2 separate regions of the Mus musculus genome follow, and region 2 is linked to region 1. Evidence: chromatin loops called from intact Hi-C (ENCODE). Cell type or tissue: left cerebral cortex. All regions are shown on one strand. Links, peaks and the distances in the headings refer to the core of each region. The heading gives the core; the rest is flanking DNA.

Region 1 (11,128 bases), core at 1,052-9,051:
GGATTCCAGGATTCTGAGAGGAGGGAGAGATGGCTGGGGGAAACAGACTATTTAGGGAGATGAAACTACTCAGTGGGATGCTATCGTGGTGGGTGCATGTACATTATGATTGTTTGCATAAATGTATAATGAAAACAGCATGAAGAAACCCAATGTAAATTGTGCACCCTGTGTATAAGGACATTTTACTGTAGGCTCATCATTGTAAGGAACCTCTCTCTCTCTGGTGGGCGATGTTGGTAATAGAGGGTGGGGTGTGACTATGCCTCTATGGGGCCGAGATCTCATGGGATATTTTTGTGTCTGTTTCTCAAGTTTACTCTGGACTTTAAACTGCTCTTAAAAGTAAAGTCTTTTAGAGGCTCAGCAGTCAAAAGCACATAACTGCCCTTACAGAGGTCACAAGTTAGGTTCGCAGCACTGTGAGGGGCAGCTCTTTACTGCCAGTAACTTCAGCTTCAAGGGATCCAAAGCCCTTTGCTACCTTCAGGGGCTTTACACCCTCATGCAAGAATCTCTGCAAGCCCACATATATATATAATCAAAATAAAATCTCTAAAATAATAAAGTCTTTTCTAAAGGGAGGGACTTTACTGCATTGAGCCAGCAAGGTGACTCTCTCTCTGTCCTACCCTAATCCTTATTAGACACCATCCCTGTATCATATTATCTCTCTCACTGCGTCAGTTACTTTACTGTTGCTATTATAAAGCACCACAATTGTGGTGGCTTGAATGAAAATGGCCCCCATAGGCCCATAGGTAGTGGCACTATTACAAGGGGTTGCCATGTTGGTTGTATGTGTGGCCTTGTTGGAAGAGGTATGTCACTGGGGTGGGCTTTGAGGTTTCAAGCTAAGCCCAGTGTCACACTCTCTTCCTTCTGCCTACTGATCTGGAGGCAGAATTCTCAGCTCCTTCTCCAGCACCATGTCTGCCTGCATGCTGCCATGCTTCCCTCCGTGATGACAATGGACTGAACCCCTGAACTATAAGCCACCCCTAGTTAAATGTCTTCCTTTATAAGAGTTCCTGTGGTCATGGTGTCTTTTCACAGCAATAGAAACCTAAGATACCACCCATGCTCAGACTAACAACTCTTGTTAAACTACAAGGGCCACACACAAAAGCATGGAAATAGGAGGATTGATAAGAAGGGTTCTGGCTAGAGGGGGAGGGGAGGTTGATTCTGATTTAGAAGTTCTCATTCTGGTTCTATAAGGAGCAGACCCAGAGGCTGCATTTAAAATAGTGTGTATGCATGCATATATGTATGTATGCATGCATGCCTATGCAACTTAGCCTAGCCAGGATGTCATGATCCTTCTACTTCAGCCTTCCTGAGTGGTAGAATCACACATGTAATGTGTCTTTAATAAGCACTGAGAAGTAAGCATGTGCCTGCAATTGTATGGAGTAGCTGACCTCAGTGGTAAAAGACGACAGCACTTAAAACTATAAGCCAGCCCCACTGAGATGCTTTTCTTTTTAAGTTGCCACGGTTGTAGAGTCTGTTCACAGCAGTAGGACACTGACCAAGATATATCCATGAGGAGGCTTGTGCCTGGTGGTGCGTTTGGCAACCCCCTCACGGGTAAGCTCCTGCAGTCAAAGTTTAACAGCCTTTTGTTAGAGCAGTAACCTCCAAGCTCTCAGATCATCAATTTTCTTACCATTCCGGTGAGCCTCCCAAATCCCCGCCAAGAGTGAAGTTTCATCTTAAATATGTCTGATTGGACAGCTTGCTGTGGCTTGCTTTTAAGACCTTCAACTGCAAAGAGATCACAATTGTATTGAGACTACAGAACACAGGAACAGTCTCCTCCATCTGAAACTGAGGCTTTCAAACTTGACTCATCCGGTATAAATACATCTATCTACTCCACAGGTAGGCTTTAAATCGACCTCTTCCTCTGTCCGCTTTGTTCATACCATGTAAACCCGCTGATGCCACCTCCTCGAGATTCACTGGAACTCCGCCTGACTGTAACTGTTTCCTTTACGACTCCAAGCCTCTTGAGGAAAAGACCTCCATGGAGATTCTCTGGAAACAATACAACTGTCTGAGCACAATTTAGTGCTGTACAACCAGCATGCACTGTAATGACCGTGGAGAGGCATTCACATGTATGAGAGTCTTCCCTGGGCCCTAAGGATTATTTTTAAGTCTGTGTATAAAATAATAGTGTTTCATTGTGACAATTTTGTACATATATGTCACTTTGTTCATAATTGCCACTCCCACCTCATTTCCCATTCTTCTACTCTGAAAAGAGGCCTTTTTTGCTTTCATGTCATATGAATATATATACATATATTATATGTAGTATATGTAATATATATACATATATATTTATATGCTGCTTTTGCATATGAAAAGACACGTGGTATTTTGTTTTCCCCATCATTCTCCCTTTCTCCTCTTCTTTAGAGTTCTTCCTGACATATAGTCCTTTCTGTTTTCTCATGATAAAGTGTTTTTGGTTTGTTTTGGTTTGTTTATTTTTGCTTTATTGAGTGTGTTGTTTTGTTTTTAGTTTTAGGTTTTTGGTTCATGTATCTTCTTTTCCACATCACACAGAGGCAGCTGCTAATCTTCTTCAACCAAAACTTCAGCTTGTTTGGTTTTTTTATCCCCTTCCAAAAAAAAAAAAAATGAATGGGACGATTGCCTCTCCCATTCTGCTGCTTCCCAGTGTCTTACACCCAGAAATAGTGATGAGTTTCTGCACAGAAACCCAGAGCCTTCAAATAGCCTTGGCACGCTGCTTGGGAGAGTGGGAGCAGAGAATGAGCACAGCTCTGATCCAGACTTGTAGTTCAGGGATACACAGACGAGGCAGGATACAGAAGCACATGCATACCTGGGGCATTTGCAAGAAGTAGGAAGTCCCTTGCTTTTATATTTGATAATTCTATTCATAGTTTGGCCTTCATCCTGCCTGCGGGCACAAACTTAATATGATTAATTCTGGATCCCCCTTTGCCCGTGAGCTTGGACCTAAGTAGAGCGGGCTGGTGACATGCCATGGCTTACAGCAGGAGCATCTTGATGTTGGTGACTCTCAGCAGTAGTGAGAGATGGAACTCAGGGTTCTCCACTGTATTAGTCAGTGTTTTTGCTGTGAAGGGACACCATGAGCAAGGCAACTCTTATAAAACAAAGCATGTGTTTGGGGGTTGCTTATAGTTCAGAGGATCAGATTATTCTCAGCATGGGAAGGAGCAGGGTGGCACACAGGATGCTGGAGCAGTAGCTGAGAGCTACAACTTGATCCTCAGGCAGAGAGGGCTAACTGAGCCTGGAGTGGACTTTTAAAACCTCAAAGCCCACTCACAGGGACACACCTCCTCCAAAAAGGCCCCATTTTTTTCCAAACAGTTCACCAACTGGGGACTAAGCATGCAATTATATGGGTCTATCGGGGTCATTATCATCCAAACTGCCTCATCTGTGTACCTGAGTTGTTCTCACAGACTTCTCCTTAGGGGAAAGTAGGATCTTGACATACGTCACAGAAAAAGTCTTAGAACATGTCCATGAGAATTGAAGTTGGAGTTCATTAAGCAAGACAGTATATATTCAGGTAGAAGACAGATACATGCTCAAGGATGTCAACAATAGTGTGTGTGTGTGTGTGTGTGTGTGTGTGTGTGAGAGAGAGAGAGAGAGAGAGAGAGAGAGAGAGAGAGAGAGAGAGAGATTTTGTGGCTTTAAGTAACAATGTTCAATGAATGTCATCTATATGGAAGTTTGAGAAAGTAAAAATGCTTGGTTTACCTTTTTCAGAAGGGTCTTTTGCTTATAAATATGATTCTAAGGAGGTTTAATGTGGTTTTTGTTCAAATGAGGAAGGAAAGCTATAATAATAATAATAATAATAATAATAATAATAATAATAATAATAATAATAAAGTAGTAGTAGTTAGAAAGGCCAGAGGAATTCTTACCTCACAAGGAGTCCTCGTGAATGAATTAATTCTTAAGTCACAAGGAAGTTAAGACGTGCTTTTTGTCTGGAAAGATGGTTCATAACCTTGTTAGTGAGACTTTCTCAGACGGGAGTACGTCCTCTGCGGGCCATTTGGTCAGCTGTCTTGAAATTCTTGACTGTCCGCCAGCAAGAGATTTCATCCAGATCCTAGGGCGCCACGGCTTCTCTTTCTTTCTCATGCCTCCTCGGCTTTCCATCTTTCTCCTTGTCTGAGTAACCATCAACTAGGCAGGAATGTGCTGAGATGTACAACTTTGCCATTGCTCCAAGTCCTGCTGTTTCTCACCCCCTTTTCTAATCTCTAGGCCTCCTCAAGAGCAGTTATTTTGCTTCCTTCAACCTACTTTGTCTGCTTCTTGGTACATCTATCATTGCTCTTGGAACTGGGTATTGATTCTAGGAGGCTGCTCCATCTCCCTAGATCCTCCACATAACCATCCTCCCTCGATGCTGCTTACTGCCAAGCACGTGGTCAACAGGCAAGTTTTCCACCCCTCAGATCTCACTGGGAAAGCAACAATGGACTCTTAGGCTTGGATCCATCAAATCCACCTAGACTCCTACCATTGTCCCCGTTCTACCTTCAGGTACCGCCTAGGGAAGGCAAGTCTCTGGGCACCTCTTCAGGAGCCAAGTTCCTCTGAAGTTCTCTTTCCCATCTATCCGGGGAGTTCATAAAGCGAGTCAGGAGGGTGGGAAACACGAGCTCAGAGCTGCTATGTTTTCTTTGGAATCCTTTGTCCTACATTCTTTCTGGATCCTGCTGTGGGTTGCACATTTAAAACTGAAAGACACCTCTTCCTCTCCACGGTGAGGCTCCCTGTTCTTTGGCAAAGTGCCTTAAGTTCACTGAAGCTTGAGTGGGAGACGTGCCATAGGCAAGAGCTGGCGCCTGAGCGGGGAGCCCTGCGGTTAATATCTTAAAATATTCTTCCACCCGGGGTGGGGGGTACTAATACACAATGCTTCGCTGAAAGCCTTTTTGAAAAAGCGAGTTTCCAAGAACATTCAGCTCCTGTTCCCTCTCCCTATGCTAAACGTTAACCCTGGCTTCAGAATGGTCAGTACTATAGATTCGTTTAATCCTTTTGGTTTATTTAAAGAGCCAATCTCGTCTCGTCAGTTTTGCAAACAGGCTGTGCCCTGCTCTAACCTACTCCCCGTTTCAGACTGCCTTACCCTGAAAGACGCCATCTTGCGAGCAGCTCTGACTCTATTTTGAAGATAGAGGAACGCTCTGCACCTGGGTGGACACGTAAACGGCGCCATCTGTCACACCACCCACACGACACAGAACGGGGTGAACTGAGACTGGATGGGTGCATGAATGCATTAAAATCATATGAGAAAACCAGGCCCAAGAACTTATTAGACACACCAAACCAAGGAAAGACTGTAACTCCTTCCCTGGGACCTTATACCAGGTAAACAACCAGTATTGTAACAGCATTGCCTTGTGACCAAACTTGTGGTCACAGTCTGTGCCCCTAGGAACCAAGGTCTGCTTACTTATGTTTGGAAGGGCTGACATAAACGGCTCCATCTTGTTGTTTGAAACAGGGCATTTCTACAAAGCCTGGACAGGCCTCAAATTTACAGTCATCCTGTATCATCTTCCCAAATTCTAGGATTACAGGCAAACTCTACCATACCCAACATGGCTTCATTCCATTCATTTCCCTTTGTCTCTGAAGACATGGCTGATTAAACGTCTGTTGGTTTCTTTTCTATGGTAACAGGATGTCTGGTCCATCTTTCCAAGGAGGTCATATTGAGTAAATCCCCCTTTTCTGTTGTTTCCTGTTAGTGTGCCTGTTTTAATTGGCTTCTTAAGCCTAAATTACTGAATATGGCTCCCAGAGGTACAGGCTGTGACCCCCAAGTTCGGTATTAGTCCCACAAACCTGTCATCTCATTATTCACTGTGTGCATAGAGGAATCTGTAGGCAGAGAACTCCCAGGGCCTTCAGCTTGGCTCATCCTGGCCAGTATCTACTAACACTACTGTCTGCCCATACACCTGCTTATACATTTGGACCTTCCATCCATTCACCTGCCTGTTCATTGGTCTGAACCATGTCCTGTCCTTTGGCTACTTCAACTGATTCAGCCCTATAGCTTTGTTCCCATCTTTGACCCAACAGCAGTGGCAGCAGTAATGTGTTCCCAGAGTTCTCTGGCCTTGTTGGTTATCTCATTCCTTCAGACTCTTATATTTCTATCAGATTGCGAGCGCTGGTTTCACAGGCCTCTTTGAAACACCTTGCCTCTTTAGTACTTTGTAGTCATTCTGTAACCTACACACACACACACACACACACACACACACACACACACACCTGTGTGATATGTAATATGTAATCTGAGAAATGATATTAATATTAGGATAAAATAACGTGTTTGCCTCAGTCGTGTATCTGGCAAATCATTGCTATTGAAACCCCTGTGCCTTGTGAAGTTATTATTATTCACTAAATATTGTTATTGTGGGGGAAGGCAAATATGATCATTCATATTGCTGACATAGTACACTCATGGCAATCTCTATGAATTATGGAAGTTCAACTTCTGAGTACAGTCACAATTGATTGGTACATGATGGACATCTTCCTATCATCCATCCTCAAGGCACTTACAGTGAGGACTCTGTTGTGTCTAGATTCGAGATTCATTGTCTGAGCTTAAGATTTTCAAGATTTGATTATTTTGTTTGATGTGGTTGCTTTATTATTGTTATTATTATATAGTATCCCATTATACAAATATACCAAGACTTATTTTTTTCTGTTCTCTTTTTGATAGGCATTTAGGGCCTTTATAGTATAAGGAAAGTTGCTACAAATGTTCTTAGACATATCTTCTAGTAGACAGAGGCTTCAATTCTGGGAATATACTTAGTTGTGGGATTACTGGGTTTGATATTTATATATATATATATTTAGCATTCATGTGTATGCTAGTTTATTTTCTTGTTGTGGCAAAATATCTTATAACAAGCAACTTAAAGAAAGAAGGATATATTTTGACTTGCGGTTTGAAGGTACAGCCTACTGTGGAGAGAAAGGTGTGGCCGTGAGAGTGGTTGCAGGAGCATGAGGCAGCCACAGTCAGGGAGCAGTGCGATGATGGTTTTACTCACTGCTTTCATTATTATTATTATTATTATTATTATTATTATTATTATTATCATTGTTAACATTATTGTTCAGCCTGTGATCCAGTCCTTAGGATAGAGCCATTCCTATTCAAAGTGAGTTTTCTCTTCTCAGCTAAACTTCTATGGAAACACCCTTAAAGGTACACCCAGAAATGTACCGTCCAAATTATTCCAAGTTGACAGTGTCCACAGTATACAATACAAACAACACAGTTTTCAAGGACTTATGTGACTTTCTGTTATCACAAGCAACATATAAACATTTCATTTCCTAATATCCTTACTTATAAAATATGTCTTTAAATTTATCCATTCTAATACATACCATTTTGTTGCATTGAAAAGATTTGACTTTTGCCTTTATGTTGTTATTGCACAGTGAGTATATCTATATATAATATCTATTAATATGTGTTATATATGTATCCAATATACACTCAATATACAGTATATATGGAGTACTATATATATATATATGTATATATATATATATATACTCAATATATATTGGTATATTTCTATGCTTTCTAGTATATTTTATCTGTTTATTTGCTAACTATGATCTAATATCAAGTTGTCTGAATTACCATAGTTTTATGATAAAATTTGAAATTTAATTATACAAATCAACCTATTCTGTAATTTTCTTCAATATTATTTTTGATTCTTTACTGACTTTCCACATAAAATTTAAAAATTTCAAATAGACCTACAAGGATCTTAACTTTAATTTCATAGTATCTTTAGGCTAATTTGAGAAGAAATTGGGTCTTTAAAAAAATTAAAAAGTTTAACCCATTTTAGCAAGATCATTAGCTATATTTCTCTACACAAATAAAAACTTTCATTTCATTTCCAGATTTGTATATTTTTTTCTTGCCTACTCTCTAGTTTTTCCATAGTAATACCTAGCCAAATTGCTAATAGTAGGCTCTCATTTCTGGCATTAGGAAGGTCTAAAGACAATGTGGAATATCTCGCTCAGTCAGTCTCCATTTTATGCTTTTGACACAAGGTTTCTTACTGAACCCAGAGCTCACTCATTTTGCGGAACTTGCTACCCAAGTCATAGGGGTCCTCCTGTCTCCTCTCCACAAGTGTTGAGATTACAGGCGAAGCTGCTGCTTCTATGTTTTCACATAAGTCCTGGAGAGCAAACACAGGTCCTTGTGCATGCATGGCAAGGAGTTTACTATTTAGTCAACCTCCATCCCCCCACATTGATTAATCTATGCCTGCTAAATCAGTTTTGCAATTTAATCAAACTTCATTTGACTGTAATGTATAATCTCATTCCTTATAACTGTATCTTGTGTTTAGGATGTTAGCACCTCTACTCTTCAAGTATAATAATTTGTGACATTCCTTTCTTCTAATGCCACTGGGAGCTTTTGATAACAAGGTCGTAGTTACCTGAAAGAAACTCAAAAGTGTGGACTGTTTATACTCCTTCTTGAAATAGACGTAGTTCTCCTTTGACTGTTTGGGGGAATCTTACCAACAAAGCTACCTGAGCTGTAGTTTTATGTTGTTTTGGAGAGAGGAGGCTTTTAATCCATATTTAATTCTTTAATCAATGTAGAGTATTTTTAAGTATAGAATTTCAATGTCCTTTTTCTATTCTTTTTCTCTCTGTCTCTGTCTCTGTCTGTCTGTCTCTATCTCTATCTCTGTTTCTCCGTGTGTGTGTGTGTGTGTGTGTGTGTGTGTGTGTGTGTGCATCAGTGTATACACATGCTTGTGTAGTATTGGTGTTCATTTGTGTGGTCTTGTGTGCATACATGTGTGTGCAAACCCATGCATGACTGCATGTGGAGACCAGGAGTCAGGATCAGATCAACCACTGATCACCTTGTTTTTCCAGATCGGGTCTCTCACTGAAGCTGGGGCTCAATCATAGGCTAGACTGACTGGCCAGCAAACCTCAAGGATCTATCTCCCTGTCTCCCTGTCTTGGCCTCCCCAGGCCTGGGATTAGAGGTATGCATTGTCATCCCTGTTCTTTTTTTTAAATTAATTAATTAATTAATTAATTAATAATTTTTATTAGATATTTCCTTTATACACATTTCAAATGCTATCCCGAAAGTTCCCTATACCCTCACCTCGCCGTGCTCCCCTACCCACCCACTCCCACTTCTTGGCCCTGGCATTCCCCTGTCCTGGAGCATATAAAGTTTGCAATACTAAGGGGCCTCTCTTCCCAGTGATAGCTGACTAGGCCATCTTCTGCTACATATGCAGCTAGAGATACGAGCTCTGGGAGTACAAGATACAATTTGCAAAACACAAGAAAATCAAGAAGAGGGAAGACCAATGGATGGATACTTCATTCCTCCTTAGAATAGGGAACAAAATACCCATGAAAGGAGTTACAGAGACAAAGTTTGGAGCTAAGATGAAAGGATGGACTATCCAGAGACTACCCCACCGGGGATCCATCCCATAATCAGCCACCAAACCCAGACACTATTGCATATGCCAGCAGGATTTTGATGAAAGGACTCTGGTATAGTTGTCTCGTATGAGGCTATGCCAGTGCCTGGCAAATACAGAAGTCATCCCTGGTTCTTACGTAGAACCTATAGATAAAAAATCAGCTGCTGAGCAGGGCGTGGTGGCACACACCTTTAATCCCAGCACTTGGGAGGCAGAGGCAGGTGAATTTCTGAGTTAGAGGCCAGCCTGGTCTACCGAGTGAGTTCCAGGATAGCTAGGGCTATACAGGGAAATCCTGTCTCGAAAAACCAAACAAAAACAAAAACTCAGCTGCTCATGCTTATAAAGGAAGTATTTCTTTTTGATTGAGCAAACTGAAAGGCATTCACAGTGAGAGTACACAATATATAACCACAACACATATTTTAAACTTAATGTCTGACTACACTTGTTTCATCAAACATCTCTGCATGTAACTAGGACTTTAAAACAATTGTTTTCTCTCCTTTGTGTTGTTCTTGAGATGTTTTATCTGTTCCTCTTCCATGGGTCCCCAGAAGGGGGAACAAAATACTCATGGAAGGAGTTACAGAGACAAAGTGTGGAGCAGAGACTGAAGGAATGACCATCCAGAGACTGCCCCACCTGGGGATCCATCCCATATACAATCACAAAGCCCAAACACTTTTGTGGATGCCAACAAGTGCTTGCTGACAGGAGTCTGATATAGCTGTCTCCTGAGAGGCTCTTGGTAGTGCCTGACAAATACAGAGGTGGATGCTCTCAGCCAATCATTGGATTGAGCACAGGATCCCCAATGAAGGAGCTAGAGAAAGTACCCAAGGAGCTGAAGGGGTTTGCAGCCCCATAGAAGGAACAACAATATGAACTAACCAGTACCCCCAGAGCTCCCAGGAAATACATCATCAATCAAAGAGTACACATGGTATGACTCATGGCTCCAGCTGCATATGCAGCAGAAGATGGCCTTGTTGGTCATCAATGGGAGGAGAGGCCCTTGTTCCTGGGAAGGCTCTATGCCCCAGTATAGGGGAATGCCAGGGCCAGGAAGCAGAAGTGGGTGGGCTGGTGAGCAGAGGGAGGGGGAAGGGGAGGGAGTTTCTGAAGGGGAAACCAGGAAAGGGGACAACATTTGAAATGTAAATAAAGAAAATATCTAATTAAAAAAAAAGAAAGTCAAGAGAAAAAAAAAAAGATGTTTTATCTGTAACGAGCATGTACAAAGGGAGTCTTTTTTTAAAAAGCATTCTACATGGGCCTATTATTTTTAATAAGAACCTTAATGGCTAACTTGCCATGCTATTTTCTTCCAGTTTTCAAAATATCAACACAAAGTAGGAAATTATGAGACTTGTTTTTGTTTTTGCGTAAGGCATGGGCAGAGGAAGTGAATGTAGTATTTTTCAATACGAGGGAAAAACAGTAGATTGGAGGGCAGCCTACATAAGACCTTCTTGTAGTTAGAGTGAGATGTTCCTCACAGTGTCAGATATTTGAATACTTGGTCCCCATTAGTG
Region 2 (11,128 bases), core at 2,070-10,069, 150 kb after region 1:
GTGCTGGTTGTTGGCAGCACGGATCTGCAACAGTCACTAGGACCTGCCAGGCTCTGAAAGGGCAGGGAGGACACTGACCTGACCTCAGAGATTTCTATATTTAAGGTGGCTGTCTCTGCTGCTATTTCCGACCTAGTCTGTCACAACTCGATCATGAATTCTTCTAATGTTGCTTCTCTCCAATGTTGTTTCTCTGCAGCTGACATTACACATGGTGAAGGTGCTTCTCTGTCCTTTCTAGCAAGAGGTAAAAAGAACATCTAAGCATTGTACTATAGTTGTGGCAATGGTTACAGAGTAGAATATTGATTAAAGCAGGAATTAAAGCAGGTGTTAATTAACACCAGGGCCACTAGTGTCTATTTTGAAGAGCATCATATGTGTTGAAAACTCATGAATCTTACATAAGATGACTGGTAAGGGCAGCTTCATAATATGTATCATAGGGTTCAGGGTACTGGAACCCTCATCCCTGGCATCTTTCACCATATTCAGAAAACCTGAGATGTCCAGTGCGTGCGTGCGTGCGTGCGTGCGTGCGTGTGTGTGTGTGTGTGTGTGTGTGTGTGTGTGTGTGAGAGAGAGAGAGAGAGAGAGAGAGAAGGGGGTAACCTCTTCAACCTTCACAGGTAGTAGAGAGATGAGCCTTGAGAGGCAACAAGACAGTTTAGCTCAGCGCTACTGAGTAGCTAGAATTGGTTTAAACTTTAAAAGTGTGACTGAGTTTTATCTGGCATATTTAGGTATAGCAAAATTTTGTGGAAACTATTCTGGTGAACTATTGTGATTAACTCAATCCCAGGTTCACAAAAAAGCATACATAAATCTCCTTGAAGAACATGACTACATTCAACAAAATTCTTTGTGAAAGTCCATAAAGATGGGTTCTATAAATTGGCTGAGACAAGTTTATGATTAGGGTCTGGAGGAGGGTCCGGTGACAAAACCATCTCTACCACATAGATGCACACACAAAGCACATCTGCTTCAGCCTTCTAAGTGGAAAACGGCATTTGTGTTCCTTCCCTCGAAGGAACAACCCTGTGTGCTTGACATGCCTGGTTTCCCTAGCGAAAGCATTTGAGCACAAATACATCCATACCCCTTACAGTGATGCGGATGCAGAATAGCCGCCATCCTTCCTATCCCTTAGCTATTGATGCTCTTAGCTAAATCCACCATACTTTCCAATTTCTTCCTAGTCCCCTCAAGGAAAATCTTGTTCCATTTCAGTATTTCCCATTCAAATCAACTTTGCTGATTGTTCAGTGTTTATCCCAACCTAAGGTTTAGATAGGGGTTGCACTCCATCTACCGTAGTTCTGACCTAAAATGAGGCCCTATTTTGTAAACTACTGCAAACCACACCGGCTCTCCTCTCAGTTGTCTCAGGGCTCCCCTAACATCTAGTTTAGCTAATCCCTTCCCTTCTTTATAATTCTCTGTAGCATCCAAGCTTAACCACAGATATGGGCTTTTATTGCTATTGTTTACCATTCTTAGAAAAATGGAAACAACCCTTCTTGCAACCCCAGAGGTTAGTGATGCATTGGGGCCCTGGAAAAGGGGCCTCATGGCTGCGATTAACACTTTGGAGCTGCCCCAAATGATTTTCTCTCAAAGGGAGAAATCTCTGCCTAAATTGTTAATGGTCATCATTTGATTCTGTATGAAGGTGACCTTTCTTAGACTTTTCTCAAGAGTGGTCCTCTAAGGAAGTGTGAGTTCAAATAAAGGACAGCTTATACATGGCATTCACAGGTAGATATATTTATCTTGGTAGCAGGCCAAAGCAATCTGAAAACTTTATAAAACTAAAATAGAGTGCTAGGGAAATGACTCAGCAGGTAAAAGACCAGAGTTCAATTCTCCAGGGTGCCCATAAAATCCAGATGTGTAGCACAAGTCTCTGTAATCATACAAAAAGACTGAGATACAAGAAGACAGAGATGGGAGACTCTCAGGATGATGTCAAGCCAGCTAGCTTGGTGTACACAGTGTAAAAACAACAAAAAGAATGTATCTCAAACAAAATTGATAATAGCCAAAAACAAATATTGTCTTCAGACCTCTACTCTGAGGTTATGGTGTGTGTGCACACACTAATGTGCCTTACACATGCATACACACATACATACCACTTTTTAAAAAAACTAAAATAAAAATAGCCAGTACAATTAACAGTTCTTGCAAATTTGTTGATTTGAGGGTGAAGCTATTAAAAAACAAGGGACAGAACTTGTGAAGCCAGAAATTACCAGAGCTGCTCTGTGCCCAGAGATCGTATGTGTACTTTGGTGTGTACTTTGTAACTGAGTTCTCTAGAGAAATGTTCTTCCTTATGCTTTTGAGATTCATATTAATGGCTTATAAAAGGCAAGTGAAGTTGTCTGTAGGTTAACCTTGACCCCAAGGAAGACACAGACCCTCAACTATTTTTTGTACCAATCAAACTGACAAGGATTAGCCGGCTTTCATGGAGATGCTCATGAAGACAATGTGTGTCTCCTCTGCCCCAGACTTCCTTTTTTCGTCACTCCGTGTCATGTCACCAGCGTGCTGTAGGCAGAGGGTTCATCCTGTGAAACCATCAGGCCCAGGCTTAGCTTTGTTGAGATGTAGGGCCATGAGCAGGACTGTCTGTCAATCTACCTCTCCTGACAAACCCAGCCCATCACTGATTCGGAAGGTCAGGTTTTCCTTGCAGGCCACCATACTCACTCATTGAAGGACCGCTGACTACTGTCTCTGTGCTTCAGGGATGAGACCTCATGTTCTCAAAGACTAAACCATCTCCCAGTGTTTTCTGGAGACCAGGTCTCACTATGTGACTTAGCCAGACTTTCTGTATACCAGTGTGTTAAGTTTTCTACTGCTGTGATAAAATACTAACCAAAAATAGCTTGGGAAAGAAAAGTTTTTATTTCAGCTTACAATTTATAGTACATAATGAAGGGAAGTCAGGGCAGGAACTCAAGGCAGGAACTGGAGGCAGGAACTAAAGCAGAGGCCATAGAAGAATGCTGCTTACTGACTTGCTTCTCAGGGTCATGATTTGCTACCCTTTTTATGCCTCCCAAAACCACCTGCCCTGGGATGATACCACCTACAATGGACTGCTCCCCTATATCAATGACTGTAGAGGGAAATATTTAAAAAGGCAATCCACGCTAAGCTAGCAGGTCCTAGAGGGCAGGCATGGCAGGCACTAGCGGGTATGGTAGGCCTGGTCTCATCTCCTGGAGACTATATGACTCAGAGCTTTGAAATCTCTCCACCCAGCTGGCTAAGTTTCCACTGTGGGTCACTGTCATGCAAGCCCCATACTTCCAATTTCCCATGGCTGGCTGGGATGCCCCACTATTGTACCTTTCTCTCTAGGACCCAGGCAAGCCACCACATGAAGGAAAACACCACAGAAGCTTAATTAAGAATCAAAGGTAACTCAATTGATGGGTGCAACAACTAACATCCTAATTATAAGCCATACTAAGTTCCAAATGGATCCACCACCTGAAACAGGGTCTCTGCTATCTACATCTTCGCCTACATCTTCGCCTCCATCTCCCATCCTCCATCTCCCATCCTCCACCCTCTTCTCCTCTCTTCCATCTCAGTTTTCTTGTCCGACTCAGAAGTCTACTCTCCCAATGACTGGTTTCTTTATTCATTAGAAGGGTCACATGAAGTCCTGAGTACGTAATTCACTCCTTGTCCCAGGTAGCCCTTCTTGGGGAAGCTGACTTAGCATCAAAATACAAACAGAACCAGGGCTATCCACAACAGTTTCCTCTTTCTGTCCAATTTAAAGAATCTTTTATCTCAGATATAAATTGAACACTATTGCCATTTTGTCAATTAAAATGTACAAGATAGACCTAACACCCAGCCCATAATTTTTGTCAGTTAAATAGAATACTATGTCATCTATCCTAACTTAAAAGACTTAAAAATCCATATGTTATGACCTGGTTTAGCTTGTATACTATCTGAAAACTATCTTCTCAAATATGTTCTCTCAATGCACCTGGCCAGCCAGCCTGCCAGGGCCTGCCGGCGTAGCGTGGATTGCTGTTTTAATATTTTCCACAAAAAATTACTAATCAAGAAAATGTCCCACAGTCTTGCCTACAAGCCAGTCTGATGGAGGCATTTTCTCAATTCAGGTTCCTCCCTTTCCTGATTATCTTGTGTCAAGGTGACAAAAAATAGCCGTCCAGACCAAGCTGCCCTCAGTTACCCCTACCTAGTAAGTGCTGAGATCACAGGCATGAACTATTCCACATCTGGCAACAAAGTACCTTTTTACATGGTCTTTTCCAAATAGAATTTCTAGCTCCCTGGCCTAGAACAAATGACTTAGCCTCAATTTTATATGCTGGTAATAGTGCTATTCTAAAATGTTTTTGTGTTGGTGCTAACAGGTGTCAAATAAGTTTACTTGGAAAAAAAATCTAGACTAAATAAGAAGGTACTCTTCTGGCCTGTGAAGTGCAAGTCAAGGAATCAGGCATGCATTCCCCCAAATTAATTTAGCCTTCTAAGCCTACTGCCATGAAATAATTTGTGAGAGTCACTTTCATACATATATTCGTGCACCTCAAGGAATCACCAAGGCTCCCCGAGGGATGTTGATAGTTTAAAGTGAATTCATTTCCAGAGCTTAATTCTATATGTATTAGTGCATAAGCCTCCCTTTTGCTGGAACTAAGTACTCTGGATTGCCTGTTTCGATAATGCTAAATCGTGCAGTCCCGAGGGAGTGTCTTAGGCAGACTTTTGTTAAGTCTGAAGCTTGCATTAATGAAGTGTCTTGGGATATGCTGAGACACTTGAATTCAAAGTAGCTGAAGTGGTCCAGGTTTTTGTTGTATGTTGCTTATTCTCTATAACTAGAATGCATTGAGAATACCATTTTTTTTTTCAAGCTATGTGAAAGAAAACTCATGAGTAAAAAAAAAATACCATTCTTTCCAATTTGGTGTTCTTGGTTTGACAAGGTAGTTAGGACTCATTCAGATCAAGTTATAATATATTTGTCCATTGTGATAAGCCTCCACCAGACTTCATCAGTAATTAATATGTTTTACTCCCATTCATTAAAACAGCCTTCAAACTTACAATGAAAAGAACAATAGCTGTTAACTTAATAATGTGCAAAATGATATGTGGTTTCTCAAAATCCTCTTAGGAGGCAGGTGAATTACAATGTTTATATCTGTTTCTCCTGTAGGGCTAGTGTCTGGAGCACTATCTTTGGGTAACACTAAATTAGGTCTATATATTAAAAAAAACCAACCCGGGACCCCAAGCACAGCAGCTATTTAACAATGCCTGATTCTTTCCTTCTGGTCTCTTTCCCTGACCAACTGTCTGATCAATGGCTTCATGCTTTCTATATGCTCCAAAATGTGCTCTCAGTAAGTTTGGTGGGTTCATTCGCACGAAGAAATTACCTCACCTTGGGTTCCTGCTCATATGTCCCCAGCCCTTGCATTCTCTCACTGGAAAGAATAAAAGCGAGGAGAACCATAGCAGCACAGGGGCTCTTCCCTGCTCTCCCCGGGCCAGAAAGGTCCCTTGTTTGTGTGGCATTCCTTTTCAGGGGACTGTTTGCTCTGCCCAGTGAGTGCTTCTTGGGAGTACATCACTAGTACAATATGCCCATGGCTCTGACAGAGCACCGGAGCTAAGGCTGACAGTGGCATGCAGGTCTCAGAAGAACATTTCCTCTGGGGGAGAAAAAAAATCACACAAGTAGGGGGAGGTACCCTACTGGGACACTGTGTCTTCTCCTGGCACCACCCACACCCAGCCAGCTTGTGGCTTTTAGGGCTGTCTTACTTTTTTTCAAACTTTTGAATAATTGGGAAGTGCTAACTTGATGAGTTTTCTCCAAGCTTGAAGCGGAGTTCAGCAAAATATTTAGCAGAGCAACAGAAAGCCTACCTACTACATGTTAGGAGATTCCAGAAAGAAAAGCATCCTTCAACCAGCTCGTGTCTAATACAGCCTAGTGTTCCTTCCTTGGAAAATGTTGATGCTTCCAGAGAGAAGTGCTGGTGATGGAGACTGCTCTCAAGTGATTACCCCAAATCTATAGTCCTAGGAAAGCCAGGCATATTAGTCATATATAGCTATATAATTATACTAGTCTAATTATATATTTGTATTTGTGTGTGTGTGTGTGTGTGTGTGTGTGTGTGTGTGTGTAATATTGACATTAAAATGACTTCAGGCTGTGGTCCATCGGTTGTCTTCCGATGAACAACTATCATTAGTTGTTCAGGCATGAGGCTAGAACTTCCTTCTATGCCCTTTATAGAGGCTGCCAGCAGAAGGTGTGGCACAGAGGAAAGGATCTCCCTGCCTCAGAAGGTCTGGATTAAACATGATGTCATCAAGAAATTAATATCCACTTCAAAAAATCTAATCCCTCACACGCTGTCTTGGTTAAGGTCACCATCTCTGTGATAACAAAGACCAAAACAACTTGGAAGGGAAGGGTATTTGCACTTCCACATCACTGTTCATCATCAAAGGGAGTCAGGACAAAAATTCAGACAGAGCAAAAACTTAGAGATGGAAATTGATGCAGAGGCCATGGATGTGGAATGAGATGGTCCCTCCCCCCATCAATTTCTAATTAAGAGAATGACCTATAGGAGGATTTTACGGGGGCTTTCTCCCAATTAAGGCTACCTCCTTTCAGATGACGCTAACCTGTGTCAAGTGAAGGTAAAACTAGACAGGATAACTGACCTCTTGTCAACTCGACACAAACACAGTACTTTTAAGCCATAACCTTTCCTTTCTTGATTTTCCTTGGGATCACACATTAATACTAACATCCCAATAAAACCATTCCAAATTTAAGTCCCACCGTTTTTAAAAAATTCAATCTCTTTAAATTAGCCAATCTCCTTTAAAATCCAAAGTCTTTTAAAACTCAAAGTCTCTCAACTGTGAGCTGCTGTTGGCCAGAGGCCAGACTAGATTCTAAGACTTTTAGCTATAGAACCCGCCTTCATAGGCACATGCACTTTGTAAGAATTAACTCAGTAGTCACACCTTTAGTGTACCTTATTGTGCACCTAAAATCGAAATGATAGTTGCTTGGAAACTCTTCTCTAAATTGTACTGTTTTAAATATGCTGACAATTAACCACCCAGTATCAGACTCCCCAAGTCTGATCCAGGTTGACAAAGTTGATCTGAACTGACTCTTCCTCCTCCTCTTCCTCCTCCTCCTCCTCCTTCTCCTCCTTCTCCTCCTTCTCCTCCTTCTCCTCCTCCCTCCCCCTCCTCCCCCTCCTTCTCCTTCACTTCCTCCTCCCCTCCCCCTCACCACCCTCTCTCTCCTCCTCCTTCTGCTCCTCCTCTTCCTCCTCCTCCTCATCACCCCCTCCTCCCTCCCCCTCCCCTTCTTTTTCCCCCTCCCCTCCTCCTCACCACCCTTCTCCTCCTCCTCCTCCTCCTCCTCCTCCTCCTCCTCCTCCTCCTCTTGAAAATGTTAGCATTTAATTAACCTCCAGAGTGGCTTTAAGCCACCAGAACACAGGCACCTCCAACACCCTTAATCTTCCCTTCAGTGAAGAATTTGGCCTTCACAATGACAGGCTTTGGGAAAGTAACCTGGATATTTGTCAAAGTTGATCCTGTGGTGATGCCTGCCTCCTGAATTCCCTCAGCCTCCTGGGTGCTTGCGGTGCTTACGGATGTGGCCGTGGCCGTGGCTCACGTGGCCCCGGAGTTTCTAGGCCTTCCTCAGTCTGGATGCATGGCAGTGGCAGAAAGGAAAGAGGGAGGGGCTCATGAAGAAAGTTTCATTCTCACCTCTGTGGTTCACTTTCCTGCCTGGACACCTACAGGAACCTGCAGGCAGGAGCTGATGCAGAGACTACGGAGGGAGGGGTGCTGCTTACTGGCTTGCTTCTCATGGCTTGCTCAGCCTGCTTTCTTATAGAACCCAAGGCCACCATCCCAGGAATGATACTATCCACATGGTTTGGGCTTTCTCCTACATCAATCACTATTTAAGAAAATGCCCTACTGCTGGATCTTACAGAGGCATTTTCTCAATTGAGGTTTCCTCCTTTCAGATGACTCTAGTTGTGTCAAGCTGACTTAAGCCATTATGATTCTGACAGGCTTTGTCCCTTCACCTCTTCCTCCAGTGTATCAGGTAAGACTGTTGTCTTAGTCAGGATTTGTATTCCTTCACAAAACATCTTGACCGAGAAGCAAGTTGGGGAGGAAAAGGTTTATTCAACTTACACTTCCACATTGCTGTTTATCATCAAAGGAAGTAAGGACAGGAACTCACACAGGGCAGGAACTTGGAAGCAGGAGCTGAGGCAGAGGCCATGGAGGGTGCTTCTTACTGGATTGCTTCCCTGGCCTACTTAGCTTGCTTTCTTATAGAACCCAGGACTACCAGCCCAGGGATGGCACCACCCACAATGGACTGGGTCCTTCCCCATTGATCACTAATTGAGAAAATGACTTACAGCTGGATCTCATGGAGGCCATTGTAGGGTTAAATGGGGTCCTCTTGCCTGAGCTAGTATCTCACCAGCAAGAATTCACTCAGACAACCGGATCCTTCTACGGCAAAGCTTTTATTGCTTCAACATAAGGAAGACCCCGAACCCGGAAAATGGCGCTGCTTATATAGCCTGCAGCATGACATTTCAGCACCTGATGTGGCATGACAGCACCTGATTAGTTGCTCGCCCATCACCCCATTACTACGCCCCGAGATGGGCAGTGACTGAGCGTGAATTCACTCTTGCATTTGCGCATAAGGCTTGTTTACTAGTTAGGCGCAGTGGAAGCCAGCGCCATCTTATAATGGCGATTGCTCATGGCACGGCTCTCCACAGGGTCCCATTTCTACATCACCACAAGGCTCCAGCCCCTCAAGGAGGCAGGACTCAGGAGTCTTGACTGTGCTTACCCCCTGCCAGTGCCAGGCTGGTGTCAGGCTATGGGGAAGCCACAGGACCCCACTCCTGGGGTGGGAGAATGCATCCCTGGAGCTGGCTCAAGGGTCCTAGGGTCTGCAGGGAGGCCAGGGCCATCTGGTTCTCAGGCTCTTGGACATCCAGGCATTGCTGGGTGCTGTAGAAGAGCTGAGAATGGAGTGGGGGCCTGCAGGCTGGACCTAGCCTGGGGCCAAAGGGAGGATCAGGAAGAGCTCCGGCTGGGTCCCACAGGGACAGAGTCCTTGGCTTGCCAGCAGCTGGCTTGGCTTGGTAGTCGTGGCTGGGGGCACAGAGAGACCTTCCACAGGAGATTAGACGGCTGGCTCTTTAAAGGAAAGCCTTCTCCATTGCTCCCGATGAAAAGAGGCAGACCATGGTTTTAAGGCATTTATTGTCTTGGTGGAAAGTGGATGAGTAAAACCATACCTCACTTCTCAGGGCGGGCCTGCAGTTAAATACCTTTTGCAGGGAGGAGTGTCTGGAAGGATAGCTTAACTGGCTAAGCCTCCAGGCCTTTAGGAACCACATTAAAATGGAGATCTGTCTTGAGGCTACTTGACCACAGGTCATATCCTCTACCTGTGGAGGGGCTTGGAGCATTTCCCTTATGTGACTCATGGCCACATATGGAGAGCTATGGCCTTGTGCCAGGAGCCTTAGTGTCCAGGAACCAGGCGAAACCCCTGCCATTCCTCAGGGTTACTGGGGTTTCCAGCCTGTGCTCGACCAGGAACCAGGCTGCCCTTCACAGTCCTATAGGCCATTGCCTCAAGGGAGGCTCCTTTCTCTGTGATAACTCCAGCTTGTGTCAAGTTGATACACAAAACCAGCCAGTGCAATGATGATCAAGAAATTCCATTGAAATGAACTCACAAAGCAATAAAATTTATGGAAACTCTAAACCTTGGTTTATATATTTGAAATCTGCTGCCATTTTTATGTGGGACTGGAGGATTCACTCAGGAACTTGGGTGATACTACAGAAATCCTTGGGCTTGCTCAGTTACAACATAAGCTCCACCATTAGGCTGCACATGATGGGCAACAGTAACCTACCTGGTCCACCCTGTTCATGTGTCCCCATGTCTTCAGCAGTTACAGGCCTCATGCTCCATTGCCCAGGGAAAGTCTTGTCAAACAGGAAAGGAATATTCTCTTTCCTGAAAGTTTTATCTTGTGTCTGGTTTCTTAACATTCCTATGAACTAATCTCAGAGCTCAGTCAGTCAGGCTAAAATAATCCGTGTCTTGAGAACAGAGTAGAGCTCACCCAAATCATGAGGCTGACCTCCCCCTCTACCTGGAACTAAGTTCTTGCTAAACTCTGGCAACAAGTTATATTGACTGATCTTCTGACCTCTTGACTTTCACCTTGACATGATCTTTAAAACAGAGCCCTATCTTCTACATACTTTTCTGGACCCAGAACAGATCCAGTGTCCCAGACTAACACCTCATTGTTTTGGAACTGAGTGTCAGAATGGGTATCCATCAGTCCTTTCCTCCCTTCTGCTGTAGAGCTTCCCTCTTTAACCAAGTCAGTGATCGTTAATACCAAGTGCTCATGGGAGTGACCAGTCCACAGCCTCGGATACTCTGAGAGCTTGAAATGAGCATAAATCATCAGTCTATTTTAGCCTGTAGGCTTCTTCCAGCGAGCTTCCTTGCTCTAAGCGCCGGATCAATGGTGAAGGAAAGCGTGGATAAACATTACTCTTTTGTCTCACTAAGCTCCCCTCCATGAAGCCACACTGCTCTCAGACAGTTCAATTAGTGATTATCTCGGTTACAACAGGGCTCAGCCCATCAAGTACAGCAAAGGGGTGTTTTGGTGGAAGTTTCTCTGGAGACTTATGTGCACTCATTTTCTTCCTGGTAGGCATCTAGATTCTGAAACCTCCCTCCCCTTGAGCCCCATAGCCTCTCACATGTGCCAATGTGGTAAACCCTACTCCTGACCCAATTTTGCCTTCATTCCTTTGGGACACCAAGACTCAGCATGCATGATGAGTCCATAGCTTAAGTGTCTCTCACCCTTTGGTAACCAGAGAACAGCTGGTTTTATTTGTGCTATCTCTGAATACCACATGACTGATTTGTCACCAGAGTGACAATGACTGCTTTGCATACCAACTTTGAAAC

The links. Peaks named below come from ENCODE experiments on the same cell type or tissue, not always from the same donor. Only the 100,000 strongest peaks of a DNase experiment are listed, where the experiment ranks them.
Region 2: it touches region 1 in a loop (5-fold over the local background); 2 of 42 quality-filtered maps call a loop at or near these places.

What each region holds. Positions count from the first base shown.
Region 1 is chr3:58,083,642-58,094,769 of GRCm38, reverse strand. It overlaps Gm40056 (a long non-coding RNA gene), which reads right to left and starts at 5,354. Exons shown (of 6, transcript XR_003954487.1): 1 at 3,951-5,354; 2 at 1,673-1,770. In left cerebral cortex, for the core only: no CTCF peak of the experiment used is centred there; DNase peaks (open chromatin) are centred at 3,058, 4,211, 4,789, 5,239 and 4 more places; H3K27ac peaks cover 2,221 bases.
Region 2 is chr3:57,939,567-57,950,694 of GRCm38, reverse strand. It overlaps Gm32753 (a long non-coding RNA gene), which reads right to left and starts at 417. Exons shown (of 4, transcript XR_867305.3): 1 at 1-417. In left cerebral cortex, for the core only: no CTCF peak of the experiment used is centred there; a DNase peak (open chromatin) is centred at 5,799.